Regions from separate parts of the Homo sapiens genome. Here region 1 is linked to region 2. The links are chromatin loops, found by intact Hi-C in ENCODE. Cell type or tissue: heart right ventricle. All regions are shown on one strand. Links, peaks and the distances in the headings refer to the core of each region. The heading gives the core; the rest is flanking DNA.

Region 1 (15,471 bases), core at 2,832-10,831, 93 kb before region 2:
ATTTGATCGTTACATGTTTTATACTTGTATCAAAATGGTGCATGTACTCCATAAATATGTATAACTATTATGTAGCCATAACTAAAAATTTAAAATTTATATAAAAACAGTATTCCATAGGACTACCAAACTAGGGAAATTACTGCCCCCATTTTCTCATTAGATTTTTCTTCACTAGAGTAGTATAACATGACCGAGAATTTGGGCTTGCTCAGCTCTCCACACTGACCGGCCGAATGACCTTGGATATGTCATTTAACCTATAAGCCACTGTTTTCTCATCTGTCAAATGAAGATAATATTAATAGCTGCATTATAGGGTTATGAGAATTAGATGGTAATTTCTGTAAAGTGTCACAGTGCCTGGGATATAATATGAAATCAATGAAGTGTAGTGGTTATTTTTACTTATTATTATACATACATTTTTTATTATTTCCTTATGACAAATTCTCAGAAGTGGGATTGCTAAGGTAAAAATATTAGTATTGTAAAGATTTTTGATACATAGTGCTATCAAAACTCTTAGGTAAAAAATGCTCTTGGTTTTATAAAGCCTACGCCTTCAGAATGTTGTACTAATTTACACTTGTAGCTTCACCATATAAGAGTATGAGTTTCTTGGGATTCTCACCCGTACTTGATATTATTAAAATATTTTTTGCCAGTTGGATAAGCAGAAGGTTGGCATTTAGTTATTTCTTTAGCTACATTTCAATGACTAAATGCTCAAATTTAAGATTTTTCAAAATGTTTTGCAATGACAATAGTCTGTGAAACTGAAAAATATGTAACACATTAATTTTTGTTAAAGATGTGTGGTCTGAATTAGTTAATTCATAGAGCATCTTTACCTACCACTTTATTACTTAAACCAACAGGTAAGAGTTTTAGTAGAGAGGGCTGTTAGGCTTGCTTTAATGAGTACATGAGATTTTATTATAATTATACTATTGCCTCTTTTTCACAAATGGATGGTGCTAAAATACGTGAAAGTAGTTTATTCTCAATTAATTTAAAATTCACCTTGTACTTCTCTTAATTTGCTTATTAGTGAATCCTTTCTCCATGGATAAACTCCTCAAAACTGCTGAAGTATGTATGAGGTATTGTCCTCACGTTCTGGGGGGTATACCATATGTTCCATTAAGATGTTTGAAGTATTCACAGACCTTCCCCTTCTCCCCTATTTTACGTTTGCTTCCCAAACTTCATTCTATTTTTAAATTTTAATTCCTTTATCCATTTTTGCATCAATACTTGTTTAAAAATCTATTTTACTAGTTCTATTCGTGCCATTAAATGAACAAAAGAAGAAAGCAGAATTTGATTTTAACTAATTACCTAATCTTGATGCTTTCTGAGTATACAATCAGTAGAGATGAAGTAGAACAATCAGATAGAACTAAATTGTTTGAACAAAATTAAGTAAAACTACCAGTGATTTATAAAACTGTACCCATTAATAACATGATATAGTCTTATTTTCAAAGGATTGAAAATTAATGGAAGAAATTTTCCTTTCCACTAGCTTTGCACGAAAGAAATAATCTTCTTTGAATATCCTCCTGTAAATCCCACTGCAAATTGTAGTCTGCACAGAACAGAATCGTGATGCCTAATCCTCCTCTTTTCATGGTTTAGTCTATACAAAGAGCAGAGCTGGAAATTGGATCTTTTGACAGCAGTTACTAAGCAACAGAATTTGGATGTTTTTGGTTAACATCCTAATATATAATGTAGCTGATTTGTTGAAGTTTTTGCATATATTAGCTGAGAGAAGTGGGCACTCCGGAAGTGACTACAGGTCCCTGTATGGCTGGGGAGGTGGGCATTTGTTGTTGTTTTGTTCAATACACTGTGTCTTTTGGCATTTGTATCTCTTTGGCGTAGAAAGGAGGCTGGTGCAGAACTTTCAGACCTTGTGACTTTTTATATTATTAAGAATACCCTTCTCTGTGGCTCACGATATGAGAAAATGTAAGATTTTTTCCTGAAAAGCAGGGAGAACAAATAAAGGATTTTAAGGTCATTCCAGGAAGCTTTAGAGCTTTGCCAAAAGTTTAGGTCCACTTCCTGAGGCAGTTTCATTAGCAGACAGCTAATGTTTGCTTGGTCTACTCCCAAGTTATTTTTAGAAACGAGATTATTACTGATAGCACCCATTTGAATTTGCTCATTTACGTTTTTATATGCTACCAAATATGATTAGAGTATGCTTTTAACTAATCGCTGACAGATTTACTGCATTAGGGATTTTCTAAGCTATGAGATTCCTACAGTCATCAGATTTCTACTAACTAGGTACTTCACGCCAAGTACTTCAGAACTGAGATGAACTCTTTCAGCTCCCAGAAGAACCAGAGTGTTTGGCTTTGCTTACCTAAGGGCACTAAGGAGGTCCCAGAGGATGGAGGGCTGAATCTCCTGAGAGCATGCTTGTTGTGGCTTGTGATCCCGAAAGGCTGGGATTAATGGAACTAATGCTGGTGTGCTCCCATTTGCACTTGTGTAGACTCTGGAGCCCGTAGCTGCTGCCCCTGTCCCACACACAGGTGGCTCCCCAGTTGTCTGAAGATCCCAGGAGTGGGCTCTGGGACTTAAGAGCTTGCCGTGTCCTTGAGCACCACATTCAGACCTGCCCCTAATCCCTGCGTGGCAGAGCCCCGCTTCTCCTGTCCCTCAGTGCTCACGGAGTGCATGTGGCACACTCTTGCCTTAAGCCCAGGCTCCCCACACTCTGGGTTGTCTCTCATACCCCTCCAGCCTGTGTCGTACCTCCACCTTTGCATGCAAGAGAGGTTACAGTTTAATATGACAATCTCATTATGTGCACAGGTGGACATAACGGGCTTCTGTGTTTTCTAGAGCTGCTCTTCCTTCCTTTAGAGTAGACTTCCCGTTATTTCATGAGACACAGGCTGACTGATGCCACTCTTTCCCACATTGTTTCCTTCTTCAGTTCTTCCTGTTTTTTCTTTAGCCTTCTCTTTCAGACTTCCCTCCTAACTTTAAGACCCTATATATGTATGTTGATAATTTTACCTGTTCTACAGGAAACTTCATAATAGAACTGGGCTGACTATACATTCTTTTTCTGTGTGTGTGTGAATATATACTTTTTATTTAGCCATTTTTGTTTACAATTGAAACTCTGGGAATTCAAAATTAACATCCTTGCCCGTGAGCTTCTTATAGACACCAGAAAAAGTTTCAACCTTGTGTTCCACATTGTTCTGCTGTGCTTTGTCCAAATGAACCTTTATGAGCCGGCTGCTATCTAGTTTGACGGGGATTCTCTTGCCCACAATTTCGCTTGGGAAGACCAAGTCCTCAAGGAAGGCATCGTGCACAGCTGTCAGAGTACGGCTCCTGGGACACTTTTGCTTATTTTTTGTACGGCTTTTTCGAGTTGGCTTAGGCAGAATTCTCCTCTGAGCGATAAAGACGACATGCTTCCCACTGAACTTTTTCTCCAATTCGCGTACTAGCCGGACTTGGATTTTCTGGAAAGATTTCAGTTGAGGAACGGGAACAAAGATTATGATAGCTTTCCGACCACCACCAACTTCAGTTTCCTTGGCTGCCGTAATATTCAGCTCCCTGAGCTGAGCCTTGAGGTCCGAGTTCATCTCCAGCTCCAGAAGAGCCTGGGAGATGGCCGGACTCGAACTCGTCCGGCTTCTCGCCATTGGGCTTCACGATCTTGGCGCTCGAACTGAACATGGCTTTCTCCTGGGAGAACTTGCAGCGCCTGCTTAGGAAGAGACCCAAATCTCGCGAGAGCACGTCAAAATCCCTACATTCTTAAGATTAATTTTGGGGGGAGTCTGTAAGATACGGTTCTTACCTTCTTACCTCCAGCCTCAGTCCTCCTGGCATCTTCTGTGTTGGGGCATCTTTGGATCTAGAGCAAGCACTGTGTGACCTGCTGTGTGCTATAACTCACGGTGAGTTTGGCACTTCAGTTGTACTAGTCTGGCTAGGGCAGTTTGTACAATTTTACTTTTCTCGCATCTTTCTTTCCAGTACCTCTCCTCCTGCTGGGATTTATCTACCTAAAGTTGTGGTGCAGCTTCCCGGCTTAGTATGTAAATATCTCACTTGGATTTTCCTGTGGCAGCTAACCTCACGTACTTGCCAGCCAACTCTGAGTATCTTCTTAGTGAGAATTCTGCTGGGGCCTGGGCCAGAAAGGGTGAAAGGGACTAAGGGACTGAGGAGACTAGGCAGAAATCGTGGATCCTGGGAAGAGTTATGAGCACAGGTTACACTAGTGACTAGATAAGGAAGAAAATGTACGTGTGAGAAGAAAAAGGGATGTGTGTGTATGTATGTATTTAAATTAGAGCAGAGTAGCTACCCGGAGGAGTTTCAGTTGACTGGTTACCTGAAACTAGTCAAGTTACAACTGGAATTGCACAGCCTTCGTCATGGTCGGTGTGTTAATAGAGCTTGCTGTGAGTGCACCTCTCCCTCTGATAGTAATTAGCACAGAGACCGACTGCAAAAAACAAGAACGTCACTACTTGATATTAAGTGACTGCTGCAGGTATTTTTCCTCTCAAATGTTATGTGTAGGCCATGCAGTCAACTGTGAAGTGATTTGGAATGCTTTGTGAATTACAGTGTCTGAGATAAGTTGGTGAGACTACATACCATGTAGCAAGTCATCATTAGTTTAGACCTAAGCAATGTCCTGAGTAAGGTCCTTGCAGCCATATAAGCTGTACATTGTTTTGAGAAGGAAAAACATAGAACTACTGCAACCAGCCAGGCTGTGGTGTTCCAGGTCCCTGTGGCTCTAATCCATGATCTCACAGCCTGATGGTCAGAGTTATATGCTGGCATCAGAGCTTTTAGTAGAATTCTGAAAAATGTTTTGAAAAGCAAAGCATTATTTTCAGTGATTCCTTAAAATTACCTGAGTTTATAAGATACCACATTGGCTGCGGTTCCATCTTCAAAAAAAGTAGCAAAGAACCGCTGTAGAACTGCTTCTGAGCTTTTCAGTTGTCTCGAATGTACCAACTCAAAGCCAAAAGGAACCATCATTGTGTATCAAGAGACTGAAATAAATATCCTATTCTCATTTTCTCTTTTTCTGTGTTTGGGGAGGAGAAGATAAAAGGCCCTTCCCTTCTTGCTCTTTAAATGTACTCATGATCCATTTTCAAACCAGCTTCACCTCTGTGTTTTATTTCAGTTGCCAAATCAGGACAGATCCTTGACTCCAGTTTTCTCTTTCATCACCACACCCATTCATTCACCAAGTTCTTTCAGTTCCTCCTCCTAAACATCTCTAGATTCTGTCCACTTACCAGCACACCCACTCCCTGGCCACCATCATTTCTCACCTAGAACTCCACAATCTCAATTAACTATTATTCCCCTCTAATGCTTTTCTATACAATCAGGAAAATGTTTCTAAAACATAAGCCTGACATGTCAGTCCATTGCTTATAACCCTTTAGTGGCTTGTTATTGCCTTTACAGTAAAATTTTAACTCATGAAATTTGTAAGACTCTTTACGTCCAAGTTCCTTCATCACCTCTTCTAATTCATCTCACCTACCACTCCACTGCATTGACACCAACACCACTTTATTTTAATTCTTATTGACCGTTCCTGCAGTGTTCCTGAATGTTCACATCTCTGTGTCTCCTAATTTTCAGTATATTCTGCTTAGAACACTTTCTTCCACCCTTTCCACTGGTTAACTGTTGTTCATGCTTCAAGTCTCAGGTTAAGTGTCACTTCCTAAATTTAGGAAACTGTCCTGACTCCCTAAGTCCATTTAAGAGTCAAGATAGGCTGAGTTATGCTGCATGAAAGGACAACCCGAAAATCTCAGTGGCTTAACACAACAAAGTTTATTTTTTATTTACACTACTATATCTCCGTCATGGCTCAGACAGTGAGTTCTGTTCATTATATTTTCTCAGAGACTCAAGCTAATAGATAATAGAGGCCCCGCCTTACATCTGATTCCATGATAGCCAAGGCAGGGAAAGGAGTATGGTGAATCATGCAGTGACTCCTAAGGCTTCTTTCAGAAAGGGGTGTATTTCCCCTCATATTTCATTAACCAAAGCAAGCCCCATAGTTATGCCTAACTTCCAAGGCACTGGGGAAATACTGCCTACCCTGTGCCCCCGTATCATCTTGTATTTCCCCTAGCCTAATAATGTCATGCTTTGTTATAATTACATGTGACTTGCTTCCCCAACTCTAACTTTTGTGAAAGTAGGATTATTTTTGTCTTATTTATTATCCTCTGCAGTGCCTTCATTAATGCTTGATACATAATAAGAATTCAAAAATATTTGTTGAGTGAGTGAATGAATAAGGCAGCACTCCAAGACTCAATCCTTAGGCCTTTTTTTCTTCTTCTTCTGCCATTTCTTCTTGAAGATGGCTTCCTCTGTCATGGTTTCAGCAGTCACTGCCCTGAGAGTGATTTCCATTCCCTGACTTCAATCAGATATCTCCAACTTCTCACTTAATATTTCTACTTGAATTTAAAATGTGTAAATTTATTCTTTTAGTAAATACTTCTTAATTACTCTCTAATAAGGCATTATATTAAATGATATGAGGATACAGAGGTAATTAAGACAGCACTTGCCATCTGAGGGCTTGCAATCTAGTATAATACAAAAATAGTACAATGAATCAATAATATATATACGTAATATACAAAATCCTGTGCCAAAGGAGAAGACAAGTGATTTATGGCAAGATGGAATTGGAACTTGTGTTGTTTCAACCATTGAACCTACAGAGCAGACATCATTACTGAATTCTGTTCTGTGCTGGGCACTACACATAACATGAACAGAATAAAGCTTTTATCCACCTCACAGTCCAGTGGGGAGACAGATAGCTTAGGACGAAAGGATAGATGGGGTTTAGACAGAGTGTGGGAGGGTAATTAGGGGGTAAAGGGATGGTGCATAGGAAAACGTTTTCACCAGAGGGGTTGACCTGATTAAATATCTGGAGAAATTGTCAGTATTTATGCCAGGAAAGAGGTAAGGAAGGAACTGAATCAAGATGGTCACAGTGAGACTCTATTATGGTAACTTAATTGTTAGGAATACTTTAAAAACCAAGTATACACAGGTTGTTTTTAAACCTAACATGAAAAATGGTTAATATCATGAGTTTGACTTTATTTCTGTACCTAATTATAAGTCTTCAATGGTTAAAAGATACCCAGGAAGGAATATATGCCATTCCAAGCAAGATGTTGGTGCGGGTGGGGATCGGGTTTACTATCTTGGTGTGCTGAGGTTGGTTACCAACCAGAGAGAGTGGGCTGGGATGCAGAAACTAATTCTTACTCATGACACTGATGAGATTTCCTGAGCCCCACCTGTAGTCTCTGGAATAGTACCTTCATTTCCAAAAAGGCTAGTCTCAAGGCCTTGAGTACTTCTATTCAACTTGCAGATAAGCTAATTCTTCTATCTGATTTGAAATTACTACATCCTTGCCAGGCTAAAACCGTTCCTTCACTGCTTAATTTCATTCTCATTTTCTTGACCATCTTAAGACAGTGCATTCATATCTTTTGTCTGGTTTTATACGTACATCTATCTGATCCTTCATACTCAACCTTTAATTCTTTTGTAAGCTCTTTTACCATTATGGTCTGATTTGAGTTGACAGAATTCTGATCTTTCAGTGTTACTTTTGCTTAACAGAGCCACAATTCTTATAGATAATAAAATGGCATCTAGTTTTATTTTACACATCTCTTGTGGCTCCATCTAGCTCTTGAGTCATTACACTAAAGTCCTGCTCCTGACACAGATACCAGAGACCAGTGTGATAGAAGTGATGGGATGTGTCAGTTGATTAATGATCAGCTAGTCCCCAGCCTGCCCAGGTGTGACACACACAGCTGTTAGTGCTGAAAACAGCCTTAGCCTGCTCTCTGTTCAGCGGTGATCCAGTGTGTCAATTCTAATTTATTGTAGTCCAAAGTGTTGGTGTTTTCCTGTGCTTTGTTTAGTATTGCTCAAGAAGTAACTAAACTTCTTGGAAATTGTCGTAACTGTGGAGGACAGTGAGATAATAAATGACTTTGTTTTCTTTCAGATCTTTGATGATGCGTACAAATCCCAGCTCAGTTGTGTGGTTGTGGATGACATTGAGAGATTGCTTGGTGAGTCCTAACTTCTGCTGTTGTATTATCTTTGCCACATTACAGCTAATATCTCAAAAGTTACAAGAGAAAATTAACAAGTATTTATAAACTGTAAAGCAATAGAAATACCTTTCTTTGTCTTACAAGGAAATATAATGTTCTCTCTTAAATAGCTGACATCAATGATAGTATTCATTTTAATATGCCCTGTGACTATAACACCATTATAAACTGCTTTCTTGTAAGGGCCCATGTCTCATTTTGTATCTTCCAGTGTGCCCTTGCCATAGTAAATGATTAGTAATTTTCATTGATGAGTATATCTGTTATTTAGGACCTCTGAGCTCAGAAATTCACTTGTGAACTTTGACAGAACTAATGAAAGAAGGGTTTAGGATCACAGAGAAATCTGCAAATTCACTAAAACACTAAGGGCAGAAGTTGTAAGCTCTCTGCACCTCAGTTTCTGCTCTTACAAAACAGAGACTATAATCCCTCTCTTGCTTATCCCACAGAGTAATTGTGAAGACAAAAATGGGATAATAAATCTTGAAAAAATTTTGTAAGTTAAAAGTGCAGTATAGTAATTTTTAAAATATGTATTAAATATCTCCTGTGTTGAAGTGCACTCCTACAGAATACAAACATGAAGAAGACTTGGTCCTGGCACTTAACTCATAAGAAATAAACTGCAAGGAAGGGCCAGAAAGTTGTTAATTTTATTTCACTGTAAAATTAAATCAGTCTGACATAAATTCATTACAACAATGGCTCAGGAAGGGGTAATACACTCTATTGAAATGGAAACCCACCTGGTGACTTAATAACATCTGAAAATACTACCCAGTGTCTGAATAATCCCTTCTTCTTTAAGCTGTCCATAATGGTGTAGTCGTGATTTCAAGCTAACTGTTCTTACTGCATTTTTCCCATGATTTTCAGACCTGCTTTTGGTCCTCTGTTATTTATTTTTTTAAGTTTTGGCAGTGTCTGTTATAAAGCAAAGCAGGTATATCTGTGAGGTCTCCATAAATTGATAGTGGGTTTTGGGTCTGCTAGGTTTGATACATCTCAGCCCAGTTTATGGGATGATTTCTTTAAAAGCTTTTAGGCACAAACTCATAGCTCTGTGTAAATTCCTTTATCTTAACACAATTGAGGTGTGTGGTCATAGCAACACTACCATGTCAGGAATGTGTGCCCTCTGAGTACATTTCACTGGTATGAATAGTTATCATCTGTGCATGCTTGCTCATTTATTCAATAAGCACTTGCTGAGCCCTTCCTCCTCTGGTAGAAGTATTAGAGTCTCAGAAAAAGACGCTGCTGCCTGTCTTTATAACATATGTTGGCAAATGTTAATGCAAAGTAGAATGTGCCATGTATTTTGGATATTCTGTTTTTTTTTTTATTTTTATTTTCCCTCCCACTGTTCTCATCAGGTGGATAGTCTGAAAATGGAGGGATCAGTTTTGACCTCAGGGGGCCTGCGAGTAGCTCTAAGCCCAGGGCAGAGGTGCATATGCAGTATGCAGAGAAAGCTAAGCAGGTGGCATTTACGCTGAATCTTGAATTATTGGTAAATGTTTAACAGGTCAGATGTTCTCTTAGAAAGTTATCTGTTCCTTACCATCTGAGGGCCAATCTTAGTGGTTCTGCCATTGTTTCCGTTTTATTGAAATTCCTTATTTTCCCCTTTGCCCATTTTCTAACATCATGTTTTAATATCAGTGTACTGAATGGCCATGGTTTGCAGTAACTTCTTAGAAATGCTTGGTAAATACACCTGGAATTTTTTTTTCCTTCCAAAATAATCCCAGAAAAAACATCTACATGAACTCAAAGTGAATATTTAGAAGCTTTTTCAAAAAATTTATAGAGCCGAGTACAGTGGGATTATGGCAACCTATAATCCCAGCTACCTGGGAGGCTTAGGCAGGAGGGTTGCTTGAGCCCAGGAGTTCAAGACAAGCCTGGGCAACATAGCAAGACCCTGTCTCAAAAAAAAAGTTACAGATAAGAGTTCTTATATTTTAAGCATTTAGGTTATTAGAGATATTTTTTCTTATTATAAATAGTTTTATGACTGTTATTTAAGACTGTTTACTCTTTAAATTTTTTTTTTCTTATTCTATACATATTCTGCTTATGTAGGGACTGTGTTTACTTTTGATGCAAAAAAAAAAAACAAAAACTGAATGTTTGGAATATGTACATGTGTATCAAATCCCTAAACATAATAATGTTTCTTTTCCAGATTACGTCCCTATTGGCCCTCGATTTTCAAATCTTGTATTACAGGCTCTTCTCGTTTTACTGAAAAAGGCACCTCCTCAGGTAAAATAATACTACTAATAAGGAATATTTTAACAAAGAGTTTTTCAGTAAATCGCATATAATGATACAATCTTTAAATAAGCAGGTTATCATAAACATAAAATTCTGTTGTTGAAAGGATTTTGAAAGGTCGTCCAGTCTTGACTTCTGTTTAAGGTAAATTATTTTATCAACAGAATTTTTCCATTCCTTTTCTGAAGAAATCAAAATCCCACAGTTTCTGTGTGGAATACAACAATTAGCATTGTATTTTGTTGTTTTGTAAGTTTTCCACCATATTACATATCCCTACTACCTCCAACTGCCAAGGGAGATTATGATATTAATAGAGAAGGCATTGAATATGTTCCCATATGTTTCATTTATAATTTCATGGGTTTTCCTAAAAATTTGTTTATGGGGATATTTAAGTTTATTTTCTTTGGGCAGTTAAAAAACTATTTTTAACAGATGATCTTGAGTTATTTTTCTTGGGTCATGTGGCACTTTTGAGGAGTGAATTTATAGCCAGGATCTTGATTCCTGTGTTTGCATTTTTACTGATGTGGCTATTAGAGACTTGTGATTTTGGTAGGTTAACAAATTTAAAACCAACCTATGAAGGTTGGTTAAATATGTTAAATTATGTAGAGGCTGCCAGAGCATGTTTGGCTGTGTCACAAGACATGAGTTCTCTTGATTGATTCTGCATGCTGTAACCTTGAAAAATGCCAATCAAAGGCAGGTACAAAGCAGTTAAGCACTGACTTGAAAAGCATCTTAATGTCTGTATGAGAATCTCATATTTAAAGTTAGAGATAGAAACTAATCTGTAAGGAAAATATTTACTCTTAAACTGGTGAATCTAATTTTTAATTTAACAGTTATATATGTGCGTGTATTTTGCACTTAAAAGTAAATGACTTGTCTTGGTTTTTCTGGAGTTTTTTTTTAACTTCTAAAATAATGAAAAGAAACATAACCTATAATAGTCTTGAAGATTTGCAACATATGTGTACTGTGGAAGGATTTTTAAATCAGCTTTTCATAAACCATCATTCCTAGTAATTGGAGTCTTAGCTTATACTAAGGGTGAAGTTAGAGAGGTGAGTGTATTTTCCCTTTCTCTGATTCCTGCAATATTTTCTTAAGTAAGTAAACGTATATATCTAAAGTTGCTGAAACAGAAATAATTATCTACATATATCATGATTCCTCCAATGTTTTCATAAATAAGTAAACGTATATATCTAAAGTTGCTGAAACAGAAATAATTACCCCCAACATCTACATATATTATGCACACAAAAAAACTTTATGTCAGCATATTAATTATAAAAACTATTAGAATGTGAGACTTTTTCTAGGCATTTAAATTTATCTCTTAAAATAGTTCTTCTTTTTTAGCTGAAAATAATTTATGCTAAAAGTCACTTGGGAGAAGGAAGATTAACTTCAGTGCTATCTTATACTTCTTGTTCTTTACATTGTTAAATACTATACACATTGATTTAAACAGAGGTACACCCCCTTGGCTGAGAAGCATTTGTGATCCAAAGTAGATACTAACAGAAATAAACAGAAACTATTAACGAATGATCTGCCACACTAAGATTTAAGAATAATTGTTTCTGTGTTGTAAAACTTATTGTAAGATTTTTGAGGGAAGGAACATTATCTTATGCTTTTAAATCTCACAGCCAATGGCATAGAGGCTTATACGTACATGCTTCACAAATACCTTATCAACAAAAAAAAATTTTTCAGTGTCTTTTCATTTTAGTGGGCTCAAGTGTTTTCATATTGCTGGAGTTTATATTTAGACAGGATATGATAAGAGTGAAAACATTCAAAAATAAGTAAAGTTCAAATGGCCAACAAGTATAAGAAGAGGTACTCAACATCATTAGTCATCAGAGAAATGCAAGTCAGAACCAATAGTGAGATACCACTCATTGCATACCTGCTAGAATGGCTATCATCAAAAAGTCAGGTAATGACAAGCGCTGGTGCAGATGTGGAGAAATTGGAACCTGTATGCACTGCTGGTAAGAATGTTCCTCAAGAGGTTAAGCATAGAGTTACCATATAACCCAGCTATTCCACCAAGTATACACCTACAAGCAATGAAAAACATATGTCCACATGAAAGCTTGTATGTGAGTATTCATAGCAGCATTATTCATAACTAAACATTTATCTGATAAAATCTAGTATATCCATATAATGGAATATTACTCAGCAATAAAAAAAAGTAGTACCATTACATACTACAACATGAATGAACTTTGAAAACATGCTAAGCAAAAGGAGCCAGTCAAAAAGACCACATATTGGATGATTCCAGTTACATGAAATGTCCAGGACTGGCAGATCTATAAAGACAGAAAATATATTTGGGATGGCCTAGGGCTGGGAGGGGAGAATGAGAAGAGTGAGAGGGTCACTGCTAATGGGTATGGGGTTTCTTTTTGGGGTGATAGAAATGCTCTAAAATTGATTTTGGTGGTGTTGTGTATATCTGTGAATATACTAAAATACTGAATTGTACACTTTAAATGGGTAAACTGTGTGCTCTGTGAACCATATCTCAAGCGATTACATTTTTTAGAAGTGGTTTAGGAGCTACTTAAATGATGAAAGGAGACATAGAGTTAGAAGTGAGGGGTGAGCATCCAAGGTACGTGGCCCAGCTTGGGAGAAAGAGGAATTGGATCATTTAAAAAGAACATGGAGTGAATTTATCTAAGGACTGAAGAGGAAGAATATAGAAATATGTAAGAAGTAAGAGATGTGGTTGCCTTAGTGATTGGAAATGGCAGGGGTTCTCTCTGAAGGGAATACCATCTGGTCATTAATCTGAATTTGGTGACTCTGACCTGGACTGCCAGATTACCTGCAGTATACATGAATCAGTAACAGGATAAATTAATATTTGTAGTATTTCTAGTTGGCATGTATTTAACAAAATAAAAATGTGCTTTGTCATACCACCTTGCTTTTTAAAATGTTTATATTCTCTCAAGAAAATAAGGGGAAATTTTCAGGCTGATCCAAGTGTTAAGAATATTAGTCATTGTAAAATGGAAGCATTCACTTTGTCAAACCATTAGCATATAGTTTTTTCAGATGTTTTTAATTAAATATTAAAGGTATATTCAGCTAAATATTGTAGAAATGCATAGAGTGATAGAAAAATATTTATTACTGGTAAGAAAACAAAAGTTGTGAGCATTTTTCTTTAAAAGGAGGAACTATACTTATATACACTACAGTAATCATATCAGTCACAGAATCCTCAATTTTGCATTTGTTGTATTTCCAGCTTTCACACAGAAAAATTGTGTGTGCATGTGTGCACGTGCTCAAATAAAAGAATCCCTTCAGGGGCACTATGTTGTTATGTATCCAGATATTCTCTTTTCTCCTTCCACCCCTCCCCCACCACCCCCTCCCTTCTTGTAAATTGGCTTATTAAAACTGGTTCCCAAGCCCTCCTTTTTTCCCTTTGTGATTGCCTTGGTCTTGGATTTTCAGTGTAGAACTAAAAATTCAAGTCAGATTTCAGTTACTAGGATAATTTTCTTTGAATTTTAAATTTTTCTAAGTAAATGCATAGATTTTTAATGAACCTGGTATTCAGTGGATTTGCTTTAAATTTAGCTGCAGAGTTAATTTCATGATTGATTTATTAGCCCTTTGAAAGTATAAAAAGTGGTATCTGCAGTTCGTGAAGAGTGAAAAACATCATCACATTTTGTTTAGCATCTTTTTAAAACCAATTAAAAGCTTTTCTAAAATGGATTGAACAGGAGAAAATAAAACATGTTCCCTAGGTCTTTATTTCAATCAAGTTTCCCTGTGTTCTGCAGGAGAAGAGATCGAGAGGGGATAGAAAAATTGAAAAGGGCTGTCCCAGCAGGGAGCCAAGCCGGAAAAAAGGGCTTCTCTGAGAACTCAGCAGCAGCAGCTAAGAAAGCTCCCAGCCTGCTTCATCTACATGCAGAGTCACACAAGGCATGGGGGTGCTCACTGTCACACAGAGGTTTCACATGTGCTTCCCTGCTGATTCCTGTGAAAAGCTAACAATTGGCTTGGAGGGTAAAAGACCACTGCAGTTCACCCTCCCTGAGCTGGACGTACAATTTGTCCAGTGTTAGGAAATGTCCGGCTTAGCAGTGAGAGGCTTGAAGACACCCCTCCTTCCAGTGAGATTCCTAACGCCGTCTCTTTTACTTGATGACACTGGGGCTCTTTTCAAGTTTTGCAGATTTATGGAAGTTGAGGGGAATGTGCTTTTCAAGATCAGGAGGATGAAAGCCTTGGTCTTAATGTCAAGGAGGAAGCGGTAGTGAGTGGTAAGGCCAGGTAACTCTTCCTGCAGCCTGCAGGACCAGTGGCTTGATTTTTCCTCATAGATCTCTTCTGCCACCTTCTTTTTTTTTTCTTTTTGGGAGACAGAGTGTCTGAAAAGGAACTCCTTGGGCTGTAAAATGACATGATTCCCCAGTTTCCTCAACAAGTGTGAGAGTAGTTAAGCCTATTAACCTCACTGTTTAATGCTGGGTTTGACACTTTTGTGCATCAAATTGGAAAACCTCATCTGTATGTAACAGGGTAGCCTCGTAATTTATGGAGGAGCAATCCTTCCTCAGTTCAGTGCTTCCCAACCTTTTTAGATTATGGTGCATACAAAATGATAACATCTGATGATACACTTGGGTAAGTGGATGAGGCCACTCACAACTGGCCAGGGCTCTAGCCTTCCCAACAGCTGGCAGGAATTGATATCTTAGTCCAGGTATAACTCATTTGAAGCTCAACGATTGGAAAACTCTTTGGAAACTTTAAACTTTTACAAAAGAAGAATTACCACTCCAACGTCATAGCAGTATTACTGAAGTAGAACTCAGACCTAACAGTTATTAGTGTTCTGGCTAAATTTTATGATGTTGTTGAGAATAGTAACTTCCTCGCTGCTCTGACACCTAGGAATATT
Region 2 (14,433 bases), core at 1-8,000:
TCCTGCCTGTTACAAGTGTTAACACCTGGCCTGGGGCCTTCCTCCCCCGCAGTCTCCAGGTGCCTCCCTGGGCCCAGCCCACTGACCCCCACGGGGTTTGACTGAACATGTTCACAAGCCTCTGAAAGGTGGGTGGAGGTGGGAGTGGGTGGGAGAGGCAGCAGGACATCTGACAGATGGGGAAACTGAGGTAGGTCTTAGGCAGGTGCTCGAGTGGGAGGATGGGTCCTGGGATGGCGAGAACTCAGGTGTGCTATTTCCCAGCTCACTGCCCTTGTCCTCTGCAAAACATTTTCACCCAAGCTGTGAGGCAGGGCAGGCTGGGGACTCCTGGGTGAAGTGTAAGGAAGCAGACCCAGATGGGTGGCCACTGGTCCTCAGTCACACAGCGGCAGGGTGAGCTCCTGATCTCCAGCAGGCCCCCTCCATCTGCACGTCCATCGCTGGAATGTAGCAGGTGCTGGGCTAGGCCCTAATAACATAGGTTCATCCCCCCACCCCAGCGCCCCCAAGAAGAAGAAGAAAGACAAGTTTCTCCACCAGGAGCTAACTGGGACTGACAAGGGGAATTCGAGAAATCAGTGCTGTTGTTTCCTGTCCCGGCTCTGTCACTACCTGGAGAACATCTCTTCCTTCCAGGGGTGTCAGTCTGAGGCCCCTTAGAGCTGTCCCTTCTGGTCAACCTTCTGTCAGGACTGGGGTCTGAGCAGTGTGGACTCAGGGTGTCATGCTTGAGGGTCCGCGTGGACAGAAATCCCAGCTACATGACTTCCCCTGTAAATCCTTCCTGGGGAATGCATGAGCTGGGTGGGCCAAAGAGGGCAGGCCAAGATGGGCTTAGATGCTCAAAGTACTGGAATCTGACTGCCAGGCGGGGGGCTGGGTTGGGGAGTGGGGGCAGAAATGGGATCAGGAATCAGAGGCCCATCTACCCTACAGCCCCAGCCCTAACCCTGAGAAGGTGACTCACCCTCCACCCCAGCTCCAAGACCAAAGAAAAACAACCTCAGAGAGAAGGGCCAGTGACTCTAGTGCCTGGACAGACAGGACAAGCTGGTGTCAAGGAAGCCTGTGCCCCTGCCTCTCTAGCTTGCCATCCCTGGCCAGCTGTGCCCCCTGCAGCCACCTTGTGAGACTTTTGCTTCCTGTTGGACCTTCCCTCCAGGCCCATGGCTGCCCACCAAACACCCAAGCTCAGGTGTCATTCATACCCACAGGTAGATGTCTGCAAAGATATTCACAGCCACACAGCCCTGGGCCCAGCACCTGGGGACAGGATCACAGGCGGACTCAGACACAGCCCTCACACAGCTATGGACTTGAGGCTCACTCTCCTCCTTACAAGCACAATCAGGTCATGGCCATGAGCACTGATATTCATGCACAAAGACATCTGTGGGGCTTTCCCCACACTGTCATGAAGGCATGCGCGCGCACGTACACACACACACACACACTCACACACACGCACGCACGCACACACACACTCACATGCCCAGTCATGAACACAGTCAAGCCCAGCGTCACAGGCAGACACAGGCTCTGACCTTTACATGGGCAAAGATACTTCTAGACTTCTCTCTGTCTCTTACACATGTACATACACACATCACAGCACCAGCCACTTGCTCACACTCGTGTGCAGACACACACAGCACAACCTGTCGTGGGCATGGATCCCCCAACACGCCCACACGATTTCACATCCATAGTAGCCCAGTTGCAGGCACAAACACTTTTGCACACAGAGACACACTGGTGTATAGAAAACACCTCTTAGGGTCATAGACCCAGAACACACGCACACACACACACACACACACACACACACACACACACACACCTCTCTCCTTGGCTTAGACAAAGCAGCATTCCTGTCCCCCACCAAATTCCCAAACAAGCCATGTGTCTAGCATTATGTTAGGGCCAATGTCTTGACCTTCCAGGTTTCCCCAGCGTTTCTTCCTATTGGGCAATCCCTATCTAGATGGTCCCCAAGATACCATTTCACACCAGAATCTACACCAACTGGAAGAGTGCCCTCTTCTAGTTCATAGGGCCGGAGAGACTGGTCTCTCTTCCTCAGTCCCTGCCACCTATGGGCCGCCAAACCTTTCCTTCCTACCCTCCCCCAACCCACCAGAGTCTCTGCGAAAGCAAGGCGAAAAACGGCATGGCCTTGGCCCGGGAATGGGAAGAGGGTCAGGAATGGCCGGGTGAGGCTGGACTGGTGTTGGCAGCAGCCTTTCCCCAGACTGGCCGAACCTCCTTCCTGAAGTCCCTGGCTGCCCTGGCCACCCCATGGACTTCTTTATGTGCTGGAAGCCTCAGGTTAGCCCAGCCCCCCGGAAAAGTGTGGGTTGGGCAGAAGAAAGACTTCCCCTTGGCTGGCTGTCCTGGGAGCAACTCCTAGCACCCTCTAAACAGAGACCCTTGGCCATGTCCCCACCCTCTCTCCCAGGAGCCCCAAACACCCAGACACAAATGCTGCCATCCCCAAACAACTGGAAGACTCGGGGTGTGGCCCCCAAGTCTCGCTGTCTCTGCTCCTCCTACCCTGGACTCTGGGTTGGCGAAAGGCAGGGAGTCTGGGGACCTGCAGGCGGTACCGCACCGTGGTGGCACTTCTTTCTGACTTTCACCCCGGGGGCCACAGCCCACTTCTCACTCACAGATCCCAAATTCTTCCTCCTCACCTCCCCCCGCCCAGGCCAAGGCTCTCCTATGTCCAGGAGGGGAAGATTCTTTAATTAAAGTTTTCCGGAATGTAGGGGGCTGGAGACTGGGGAGAGGCGGAGTGTAATTTAGAGAACTGGTTTCAGTGTCTTCCCCTCTGGCCCCTGGGACCTGCGGAGGGTGGGAGAGCGGCGATGGGGCCGCTCGGAAAACAAGGGGACTCCTGGAGCTGGGGCTCCCAAAGCGATGTTTATTCCTCACCCAGGCCCCCCAGACACGCACAGCCCCCCCCAAGCACTGCTCCCGGCTTCCCAGTCTTATTTACTAAAATGTCTTTTGTATCCACATTTCTCAGGGACGGAATTCTCCCTTCCCTCTCCCTTTCTCCTCGGTCCTCGGTTTTCCAAAAGGAAGAAATGTGACATGGAGAATTGGATTTTTGGTCAAAGAACAACAAGCCTACCCCTCCCAGACAACACATTTTCAAGGAACCCCCCTTTTGCCAGGGTGGACAAGCAAGAAATGAATAAAATCCGAATTCAATGGCATCCCGGATCAGCAAATACCATATTCACTTCAGAGGCTCAAGATGAATCTAGAGCGGTGGGGAGAATCTGATGAAATCCCCCCACCCACTCCCCTGCCCCGGGAGGAGCCCTGAAGCCTTTGGGGTCTGAAATAGGAAGGCAAAGGGGGGTTATTATGGGGAATCTCTTGATGGAGGCGCCGGCAGAGGTGGGGTGGCAGTGAAGGAACAGGATGGTTTTGCCCATGAAGACCCCAAAATGGAGAAGAGGAGTGGCTGGGCCCCAGGGACAGTGCTGGATTTCCAGAAACCCAACTGCAAGCAAATGGGGGGTCTTCGGGGGCCTCTAGATTGGGACGGGCAGAGGGTTAGGATCTAAGAATAAGAAACCTTCTGAGATGGGAAAAGTCCTCCAGCCCCTGCAGCGGGGAGCAGGGAAAATGGTGATTATCAGAGGAGCCAGGAGTTGGATTCTGAAGGCGACACCAGCAGAAAATCCAGGAGGGGTGGGCGGGTGGGGGGCTGGAGGGAGGCGAGGAGAGGAGCCCCAGCCCTGCAGCGGCCCACCCCCAGCCGGCGCCCCCACCTTCCCCGGACGCGGCGGAGAAACCGGGCCGCGGGCAGACAAGAGGCGAGTCTTACCACCAAATTGGGTAGCCAGCGAGGACCCTGGTGCCACCGAGCAGGAGGCCGAGGAGCAGCCCGAGCAGGTGGGGCTCCATTAGAAGAGGCGCCGAGGAGGAAGTTTGCCCGCGACCATGAAGAGGGGGAGCGACGCCCCCAATAGTTGGAACAAAGTCCACTTGAGATTGGAAATGACTTTCGGGCTTGTCAGAAGCGCACCTCCACCCGCAGCCGCCCCCCTCCCGAGCCCAGCGCGGAGCAGCCGGGTTTGAGGATGTCAGCGAGCAGCCAATCAGCGCCCGCGGCCTAAGGTAAGAGATGAGTCTGTAGTTCAGCCTGTCAATCACGCGCCCCTCCCGCCCGGCCCACAACTCGGGCTCCGGGAAGGGCATCGCCCAGCAAACTTGGGCAAAGCCCGCGCCCCGGACGCCGCGGGGCTTCGGGGGGACGCGGTGGGCCGGACCCTCTGCTACCGCCGCGGTCCCCCGCTGGCCAGGGTTAGGGCGCGGGGGCTTTGACCCGGGCGTTCACATGGCGAGGGCTTGGCGTGGGCATGAACGGGTGGCTCCTTTGCTGGCGGGGACCGTGACCCGTTGGGACGTGGGCCCGCGAGGAATCGAGGGTAGAAAGCACAGGGATGTTTCCAGAAGCCCCGCTCGGGCAGGTCAGGATCAGAGGGTGGGGGAACGCACCCCCTCCCAGCTTCCAGCCTCCCGAGTCCGCCCGCTCTCTGGCCTCTCGTCCTGGCCGCGGGAGGTCACTTCCCGGGTGTCCGAGGAACGTGCGGAAAAGTCCGCGGAGGCTCGAAGGTCTGGCTGCGGGCGGCGCCGGGGGACGGAGCCGAGTGTCATTTGAGTCTTTTGTCAGGGATCAGATCGGTATCGGGACCTCCTGCTGCCTTTGCATTTCCTGCAACTGACACCAGCGGCCAGTCGCATTTCCTGCTCTCGGAGTCGGGTCACTTTCTCCTCCTTGAGGGGTTCAGGCCCGACCTCTGGCCCGGGTCGGAGGCGTGACCCACAGCCTCAGTGGGATTCTCGGTTGGACCATCAGGGACCGGTGAAACGCGCAGCTCTGGCCGAGGGCGGCCCAGGTCCTTGGAAGACCTTGCTGCCCTCCGGAGCGCCCCTCACTGCCCGACCGTCCCGCCTGAGGCCCCGGTTCTACTGATAGGGAGCTCCAGCCTGGGGTTTGGCGATAAAGGCCCTTGCCCTGTGCGGACACCAAATGCCTCCAGTTACCCACCCCTCCCCACAGGAAAGGAGTCCTTCCAGGCCCCCTTCGGGCTTGCTTCCTCTCCTCTCCCTCTCCAGAGCGAGGAATTAGGTCTCAGCCCTGGGTGGTATTGACATCATGGTCAGGTTTTGGGGACTCACGCCCGGTCACCTGGGTGCCTTTCCCTAGGCCCCCTCCCAGGCCACCTGAGGCACCAGGACTCTGCGCAGCCCCGGTCTGGGGTGAAGGAAGCACTGCCGGTGGGGAGCAGGGACCGCTGTGTAGGGAACTGTGGCAGAAAGGGCAGAGAATGAGCCGACCCGAGTCCCACAGAGGCCTGGAACGGCGGGCGTTCCACGAGGTGAGGGCCATGGCTGAAGGAAGTCTTACGCCAGGGGGCCAGACATTCCTGGCCTTTGATCTGAGCCCCCCGTACCCACAGCTCCAACCTGCTGCCCCTTCTGGTCGGCGAGCCCTCTCCGCACGCGGCTGCTGCCGGCACAGGGAGCGCGGGGAAATGGCCTCGGGGGCACCAAGGGTCGGGAGAGCCGCCTGGGCTTGTCATGGCTCCTGCTGCGTTCCCAGCCCATTGCTGGACTGGAGGGGGTGGGAGGGGAGGTTGAAAGAGAGGAAGGAAGGGGAGGAAAAGGAGAATCCGAGAGGAGGAGAGAGAGAGAGGGGCTCAGAGATGAGAGAGACGCTGAGACAGAAACCAAGAAAACTGTCGGGGGGAGGCTGAGCCACCGGTGTGAGGAAGAAAGGGGCAGGGGGGAGGCGGAGAGCACCAAGGAGCTGCAAGGCGAAGAAAAATCGTGAACCTGACCAGGAGTGGTGAACCTGGTGGGGGCTGCAGAGATGGGGATCCCTAGAGATGCTCCTCATGGCTGGGCTGATTCTGGGGTGCCCTGTTTCTGATTCACCTGGAAAGAGGGTTACCATTGCCATGAATGCAGAGCCTCAGGACCAAGGCTCTGGCAGTGGAGAGCTTTCCACATACCTCCCTCTTGGATGGAGGCCTGCTAGGTCCTACCTGGAGTCCTGTCCCACCCACAGGGCTCCCAGGTGGCTTTCTGATCAGAGCTGCCTGCTGGAGTCCTGCCCAAGGGCTCGGGAGTTCCAGAGCCCCATGACAGTGGTGCTGAGAGCTGGGGAGGGCTACCTTCCCTGGCCACTCAGACACCACTGTGGATGCAGTATGGTGGGGCGACAGGGCCTGGACTTGATGGCTTCTTGGGGTCATTACTGGGCCTCAAGACTCCACAGGTGCCAACCCTGTGAGGTGGGAGCAAAAGATCCGAGGCTGTCGGTGGGAGTGTGTGTTGGCTGAGATATGCCCAGCCAGCATCCTGGGTGCTGTGGGCAAGAACATCATTCCCTGAGGGGTCATGTGTACCTGAATGCCTCCTCCAGGCAGCCTGGAGAACTCAGACGCAGGTCATGTGCATCAGGCAGGAAACAAGTGGGTTGAAGGGTGGAATCTAGGAGCTGGCCATGTGCGCCTGGGAAGTGACAGAGGAGAGGACTGGAACCTACCAGCGGCCCTGCCAGGCCCCTAGTGAATGGAGGTGTGTGTGGGGATTTCCGCCACTTGAAAGCTCCTCAGACAAGGGGAGCCTGAGTCCCTTCCTTTCCCCCAGGTGTCCTTCCTTCAACACAGGTTTAATTTCCTTCCTCCTGCACCCCTTGCGCTGCCGCGGGTGGAAACGCAGGAATGGTTTCTCTCAGGGGAGGGCGGGCGCCCCTGACCACACATCACAGATAGAAACACCCTCTCTCTAACAGGTACCCCAAGCCCCAGGGTGGTTTCACTTGGTGGAGAAAGGGTTAAATTCACTCCAAGACCAGGAAGGGAGGGCGGGGTGGAGGCATCAGCCGGTGGACCAGGAGGCCATCGCCCTGAAAGGAAGGGTGGTCTCTTGGAAGAGGGCAGAAGAGGCAGCAAGGGCCAGGGACCTGGGGACATGGGGTGGCACGTGGGAAGCACTTTTTGTTGTGTGTGTGAATGTGTGGGACCTTAGACCTGGGAAGGGGACCCCAGTCCCAACCCAACCCCTCTCTCTAGCTGGCTCGGAGGTTCCTTTTGATGTGCACTCCCCCGGGGCTCAGAGTCTGCCGCTGTGTATTCAGTGAGGCTCCACTGGACCCCCTGCGGAGGCACCGTGTAGACAAAGAATCCGGTGGCCAGGCCCCCGCCCGCCCTCATGGGGCTACCCGTCTGTCGCGGGGAAGGAGGAGGAAATCTCCGATCCAGGCACTGTGCCATTCATTTTTGCTTGAAACAGGTCTTGGGGCTGCCAGGCGGGAGTCGGGAGCCGGACCAACCTGGGGGGGTAAAGGGAGAGGCGAAGCCGTTGCAGCGGGGAAGCAGGTGGGGAAGTGCGAAGGGCCGAAGGCCTAACACCACAGGGCTTATGGAGGAACAGTGCAAAGGGAGCACATAGGGGGCTCCAAGGCCTCTGACCTGGAGAGGAGGGCGTTTAACTTTCTCCTAGGAGCTGTAGGAACCGCAGAGCGGTTTTAGGCGAGCTCCCTAGAGGCCACTGGAAGGCTGGACAGCAGAGCCTGGAAGCAGGAAGGCCCTAGCGTGGGTGGTGGGCGCAGGAGTAAATCGGATTTCTTTCCACTGCCCAGCCTAGTTTGCTGGCATAGAGGCTGCATCCTGGAAATGCAGGAAGCCCCTGACCTGCACCGAGTAAGCGCATAGTAGGTAAGCACCAGATGTTAATCTAACACACAAAGGAGCGCAGGTGCACGCGGAGGTCGGCTCAGAGCCCAGCGGCGCGGGCGCGCCCCCTGGCGGCAGTGCTGATAGCAAGGCGGGAGGTCAGCAGGCGAGGAAGGGGTCGCGCCTGGTCCCACTCCGCTCCCTGCGGGCCCGGCATCCTCAATTGTTGCTGGTGAGCAGCCCGGATTTCGGAGGATCTTGGTTAAGCAGGTGCCCTCCTGAGTGAATGCCCTTAATCTACCTCGCAATCCCGGAGCTTAGCTGGGGATAAGGGGTGCATGGCTTCAGGCTCCCCTCTCCTCTCCAGACAGGCGGAGGGCGAGCGGGCCCAGGTGATGCCGGTCCAGGGCGCACTGGGGCACCGCCAGATCCACCCTGCGGATGCCTCCCTCTTCCGCTGACATATGGGAGGCTGCCAGCGGCAGGCGGATGTCACCAGTTCTTCCTGGATCCCGAGATCACAGGGGCCGCTGTGGGCACCTGAGAGGTTCTCCCTGTGGCAGTAGTTCCTCCTGTCTTAGCTCTAGCTCCCCAGGGCATTCAGTTTTATGTATTTATATATATATGTATTTATAATAAATATGTATTTATAATAAATATGTATTTATAATAAATATGTATTTATAATAAATATGTATTTATAATAAATATGTATTATATAATAAACACATATATTATATATTATATATTATATATATTATATTATATATATTTATATATTATATATTATATATTTATATATAATATATTATATATATTTATATATAATATATTATATATTATATATATAGAAAGGTGGAATTTCATTCTTGTTGCCCAGGCTGTAGTGCAATGGCGCGGTCTCGACTCACTGCAACCTCTGCCTCCCAGGTTCAAGCGATTCTCCTGCCTCAGCCTCCCAAGCAGCTGGGATTACATGTGCCCGCCACCACGCCTGACTAATTTTTTGTATTTTTAGTAGAGACAGGGTTTCACCGTGTTGGCCAGGCTGGTCTCGAACTCCTGACCTATATTTTTAAGACAGAGTCTCACTGTGTCGCCCAGGCTGGAGTACAGTGGTGCAGTCTCGGCTCACTGCAACCTCCACCTCCCCATATTCAAGTGGTTCTCCTGCCTCCGCCGCTCAAGTAGCTGGGATTACAAGCATGCACCACCATACCCAGCTAATTTGTGTTTTTTTGGTAGAGACAGGGTTTCGCCATGTTAGCCAAGCTGGTCTTGAACTCCTGACCTCAAATGACCCACCCATCTTGGTCTCCCAAAGTGCTGGGATTACAGGTGCAAGCCACCATGCCTGGCCTCCCCAGAGCATTTTGGAAAGCGATTTGCGGTGAAAGTCCTTTAGAAGGGAGGGAATGGGGTGGGGTGGGGGCACTGGCCGGTTGCCTGTCATCTCTGAGTCCCTGGCTTCGGTTGTGGAGTGGAGATAACACTTTCCACCTTGTAGGGAGCTGTCAGCGTTAAATGAGAATGGTGCTGACGGAATGCCAGACTGCGGATGGTGAATACAAAATATTGGGTTTCCTTCTTCTCTTGAGGCAAGGAGTAAGCCTCTCTCTCAGGTCTCTCTTCCTGCCCCAGTCAGTGTCTGCTAAGCAGTCCCCCTTCAGGCGCCCAGGAGCCTTCTCCAGAAGGATTTATCCGGGATAATGTTGTCTGATGTCCCCTTCCAAGACCCACTTCAAAATATCCACTTCAGAGAGGCCCCTCCAGACCCCTTGCCACTCCCTAGCCCTGTCCTGTCAGGCCTCTTATTCAGCTTTATTTTCCAGCATAGCCCTGACACTGATGTGATTAATATGTGATTACACATATTATTATTTTTTTGAGACGGTGTCTTGCTCTGTCGCTCAGGCTGGCATGCAGTGGTGTGATCTTGGCTCACTGCAGCATCCACCTCCTGGGTTCAAGTGATTCTCTTGTCTCAGCCTCCCAAGTAGCTGAGATTACAGGCGCTCGCCACCATGCCTGGCTAATTTTTGTATTTTTGGTAGAGACAGTGTTTCACCATGTTGGCCAGGCTGGTCTTGAACTCCTGACCTCAGGTGGTACGCCCGCCTTGGCCTCCCAAAGTGCTGGGATTACAGGCGTAAGCCCCCATGCCCGGCTGATTATACATACTACATAGCAGACATATCTGCTCAGTTTCTTGCATATGTTGTCCGTCTCCAACTGTGAAATCTCCACAAAGAAACTCCCTCCACAAGACTGCTGAACCCCCAGTGGTGAGGGATCCAGCACTTAGCAGCCCCTCGAAAACACTGTTGATGATGGGCCCAGAGGAGAGGGAGCAGGCAGGGCCGAGGTCTCAGATAGAAGGGCCACTGACTCAGGTCTGGGCTCCCTGTGGCCCCTCAGGGTCCTCAGTGCCCCTATCTTGAGTGGCCCTGGCCCCTACAACTCCAACCCACCCCAGCTACCCTGCTCTGTCGCTTGGTTCCTGTGTCCCTTTCATAGGACCCTGTGCTGCCTCCAGTGGGATGAGATTAAGGGTGGGCAGCCTGTTGGGAAGTCACTGCCACATGGGGGCATCTGGGGCTTGGTGGCCCCTCGTGCTGCCTCTCCAGCCATGTGCCACACCTCTTTCTCCTTCCCTTTCTTTCTCTTCAGCCTCCCTCTGTGCCCCTTTATTCTGCCATTGCCTCATAACCCTGAGCCCCATCCCTGGACATGGCTGGCCTGCCCAAGGCTTTTGGGGCTCTAACCCAAGGCCAGCTCCTAGCATGGCTGTGATCCTACCTGAGGAGTTAGAGCCAGACCTCTGTGTGTGGCTGCCACGGTTTCTCTCAGTCACCTGGAACTAGAGCTCCTGAGTTTTCCTTCCACTCCCCTGTGTATGGGACATAAGCAGGCAGGGAAGGGGAGGGAGCCCTGGTTGCAACCCAGGAGGGGCTTGGAGCCATCTTTGGTCTCTTCTGTCTCCAACCTTAGTCACGATGGGCCCCCACCTTCCGCCTGGGCTCTGAGGGCGGAAAGTGTCTGTATTTCTCATCGCACACATTGACTGCATGCCTGCTGTGGACAAGGCTCCACGAGGAATGGGACTACCCTCAAGGAGTCTGCCTTCTTCCTTATAACCCAGCTCCGGTTGATGCACACAGTAGGTGCTCTGTGAATTTCACCTGGTCCATTTCTTCAACGCATCTTCATGGAGCAACTCTGTGTGCAGCTGCCCCTTGGCAGCTGAGCACTGATGAGCAAAAGCAGCCCAGGTTTTGGCCTGCAAGGAACTTGCCATCTGCTGGGGACAGTCATTCATCAGAGGACCAAATACGTAAATGTTTCCTTAAAAAACAAAACCAGGCCAGGCATGGTGGCTCATGCCTATAATCCCAGCACTTTGGGAGGCCGAGGTGGGCGGATCACCTGAGGTCAGGGGTTTGAAACCAGCCTGGCCAATGTGGCAAAACCCTGTCTCTACTAAAAATACAAAATTAGCTGGGCATGGTGGCGCATGCCTGTAATCCCAGCTACTTGGGAGGCTGAGGCAGGAGAATCACTTGAATCCAGGAGGCGGAGGTTGCGGTGAGCCAAGACCGTGCCACTGCACTCCAGCCTCGGCAACAAGAGCTAAACTGTCTCAAGAAAACAAAACAAAACGAAACAAAACAGAGGTGTGGAAGTTCTCTCCATCTCAGGGGTCTTGCGGGGAAGACTTTTGTGGGGGCACATTAGGGAGATAGAATAGAACAAGCCTGATAATATCCTTGGAGATGGTGAAGAAATTTCTAGTGAAGTCCTGGTTTGCACCTTCCAGAACTCTGCCAACTAACCACCTTCTCCACAGACCAGTATGGCCAGTAGCTGTCATTGCTGGGACCTCAGGGTGGCCAGCTATGGGCCCTGAGTCCTGGGAGCCTAATCACATGGATGGAGGCCCAGTGGGCTGGGAATGGGGTCACAGCTGCCTCACTGGCAAGGGCCTAGGCACAGCTGGCACAGACGTTGGAGGGCCCTTGGGCTAAGCAGGGACATCTGCCTGGCATTTCCCACATCCCAGCAGGACCCACCTCTTATGCACCTTTGTCTTGGCTTCTAGATAAGGCCTGAATGGGGATTCACATGTCTGACTGGGAAATCCTCTCTGAGTGGTTGCGTTAGAGCCCAGGTCTACCACAACCCCAGTGAATCCCAGCTCTGCCTCTTACTATGTGACACTGAGCATATTATCTAACCTCTCTGTACCTGCTTCATCAACTGCAAAATGGGTATAATAACACTTGTCTCAAAAAGACAATTGCCTATTCAGCAGAGTGATAGCTGCTGTGTTTGAAATGGCACCTGGGACATGTAAAATGATCGGTGAGCATCCACTCCCTCCCTCTGTGGCAATCAGCTGCTCTTTTTTTTTTTTTTTTTTTGAGATGAAGTCTCGCTCTATCACCCAGGCTGGAGTGATCTTGTCTCACTGCAACCTGCAACCTCTGCCTCCTGGGTTCAAATGATTCTGCTGCCTCAGTCCTCCTAGCTGGGACTACAGATGCAAGCTACCACGCCTGGATAATTTTTGTAGTTTTAATAGAGATAGAATTTCACCATGTTGGCCAGGCTGGTCTTGAACTCCTGACCTCAAATGATCCACCCACCTCAGCTTCCCAGAGTGTTGGGATTACAGGCATGAGCCACCATGCCCAGCCTCAGCTGCTGTTTTTGAACTTCTGGAAGACAGGCTTCTGTTTAGATTTAGTGTAGCTCACACTGCTGGTGGTCCCTTCCTCCAGGATGGCAGAGGCCCCCAGTTTGTTCTGGTCTTTACTCCTCCCCTACCTTGCTCAGAGGTAAATCCTGACTGATCTAAGTCAATCACGGGGACCCATTCTGCTTGCCAGGGATTGGCCTAAACTGGGTGACATGTGCCTGAGGGAGGTCAGCTGAAGGGTGCAAGAAGGTTTCTGGGAAGAGTTTTTGGGGCTCTTAAAATGACACACAGTAAGAAATATCTTTTCCCTGCTTTTGGACATTGTTGTTTTGGGTTGGGATACCTGGAGCTGCAGCAGCCATTCTGTGACTATGAGGAAAGCTGCCTGAAGATGAAGCTGACCGGCAGAGGAAGACAGAGCCAAGAGAGAGAAACAAACTTCATCTCTGACACCATTGCTGAGACACTAACTGCCTTCAGAGGAGTCCTGCTTTGGAACTTCTTGTGATATGAAATAATACATTTTCCTTGTTCGTTAGCCCACTTGAGGCTGTTACTTGTAGCCAAAGGCCTCCTAACTATCTGTATCCTCCTCACCCATCATGTCTAGTGTAGGGTAGTTGGATTAAATGTGGAGACTGACTTACAAGGTGAGTTGCTTTTACTTAAGGATGGATGAGTGTTAGGATTTCTTTTTCTTTTCTTTTCTCTTTTTTTGAGACAGAAATTTCTTTCTTTTTTTTTTTTTTGAGGCAGAGTCTTGCTCTGTCTCCCAGGCTGGAGTGCAGTGGTGCAATCTCGGCTCACTGCAAGCTCCGCGCCCCAGGTTCACACCATTCCCCTGCCTCAGCCTCCCAAGTAGCTGGGACTACAGGCACCCACCACCACGCCCAGCTGATTTTTTTTTATTTTTAGTAGAGACGGGGTTTCACCATGTTAGCCAGGATGGTCTCGATCCGCTGACCTCATGATCCGCCGACCTCATGATCCGCCCACCTCGGCCTATCCCAAAGTGCTGGAATTACAGGTATGAGCCACCGGGCCTGGCCAACAGAAATTTCTTTTCTTTTCTCTTTTCCTTTCTCTCTGTCTCTCTCTTTTTTTCCTTTGGATTTCTTTTTCTTTTCTCTTTTTTTGAGACAGCGTCTCACTCTGTCACTCAGACTGGAGTGCAGCAGCACAATTTTGGCTCAGTGCGACCTCCATCTCCCAGGATCTAATGATCCTCTCACCTCAGCTTCCCAAGGAGCTGGGACTACAGGCATACACCACCACAACAAGCTAATTTTTTAAAATTTTTGGTAGAGATGGGGTTCCATCATGTTGCCCAGCCAGGGTGGTCTTGAACTCCTGAGCTCAAGCGATCCATCCACCTCAGCCTCCCACAGTGCTGGGATTACAGGCATGAGTCACCACGCCCTGCCAGGGCTTCTTTTTCTTGATTTGAGGGTTTGTCTAGGTGGGGGTGAGGTTGCAACTGGAGCCTGGAGCTGGGAGCCTCATTCTGAGATGACTTGTGGGGAGAAAGGAAACAACAAAAGGGAGGGTGTAGGGTTGAGGTGAGGTTTAAGATGCATCCAGAATGTAGTTCTGCCCAGGTCGGGCACGGTGGCTCATGCCTGTATTTCCAGCACTTTGGGAGGCCAAGGCAGGCAGATTGCTTTGAGCTCAGGAGTTTGAGACCAGACTGGGCAACTTGGTGAAACCCTATCTCTACAAAAAAAAAAAAAAGAATTGCCAGGTGTTGGTGGCTCGTGCCTGTAGTCCCAGCTACTCAGGAGGCTGAGGCTGGAGAATCGCTTGAGCCCAAGAGGCAGAGGTTGCAGTGAGCCACTGCACTCCAACCTGTGTGACAGAGTGAGACCCTGTCTCAAAAACAAAAACAAAACAAACAAACAGAAAGAATGTAGTTCTGCCCAGTGCTGCCTTTGCATTTTCCTAAAGAGGCTGCAACTTGACTGCTGATGGGTTTGAGGTTCATGAAAATGTTTTGGAATTAGTGGTGAAGGTTGCACAACTTTTTCAATA

The links. A loop is a pair of places that touch in the nucleus more often than their neighbours do. Peaks named below come from ENCODE experiments on the same cell type or tissue, not always from the same donor. Only the 100,000 strongest peaks of a DNase experiment are listed, where the experiment ranks them.
Region 1: a loop joins it to region 2, with 2.0 times the contacts of the local background. A loop is called at or near these places in 4 of 110 quality-filtered maps.

What each region holds. Positions count from the first base shown.
Region 1 is chr17:46,718,442-46,733,912 of GRCh38, forward strand. NSF (N-ethylmaleimide sensitive factor, vesicle fusing ATPase) reads left to right here. Exons shown (of 21, transcript NM_006178.4): 16 at 8,108-8,174; 17 at 10,414-10,493. It also overlaps a transcript of LRRC37A2 not described here and the pseudogene RPS7P11. Among named protein-coding and RNA genes, the nearest start is that of WNT3, 93 kb to the right of the region's middle. RefSeq lists an enhancer at 14,168-14,944. In heart right ventricle, for the core only: no CTCF peak of the experiment used is centred there; no DNase peak of the experiment used is centred there.
Region 2 is chr17:46,814,674-46,829,106 of GRCh38, forward strand. It overlaps WNT3 (Wnt family member 3), which reads right to left and starts at 4,019. Exons shown (of 5, transcript NM_030753.5): 1 at 3,845-4,019. The coding sequence starts at 3,924. It also overlaps a transcript of LRRC37A2 not described here. RefSeq lists enhancers at 1-677, 5,074-5,661. In heart right ventricle, for the core only: a CTCF peak has its summit at 7,845 (motif pointing left); a DNase peak (open chromatin) is centred at 4,755; H3K4me3 peaks cover 1,416 bases; H3K27me3 peaks cover 8,000 bases.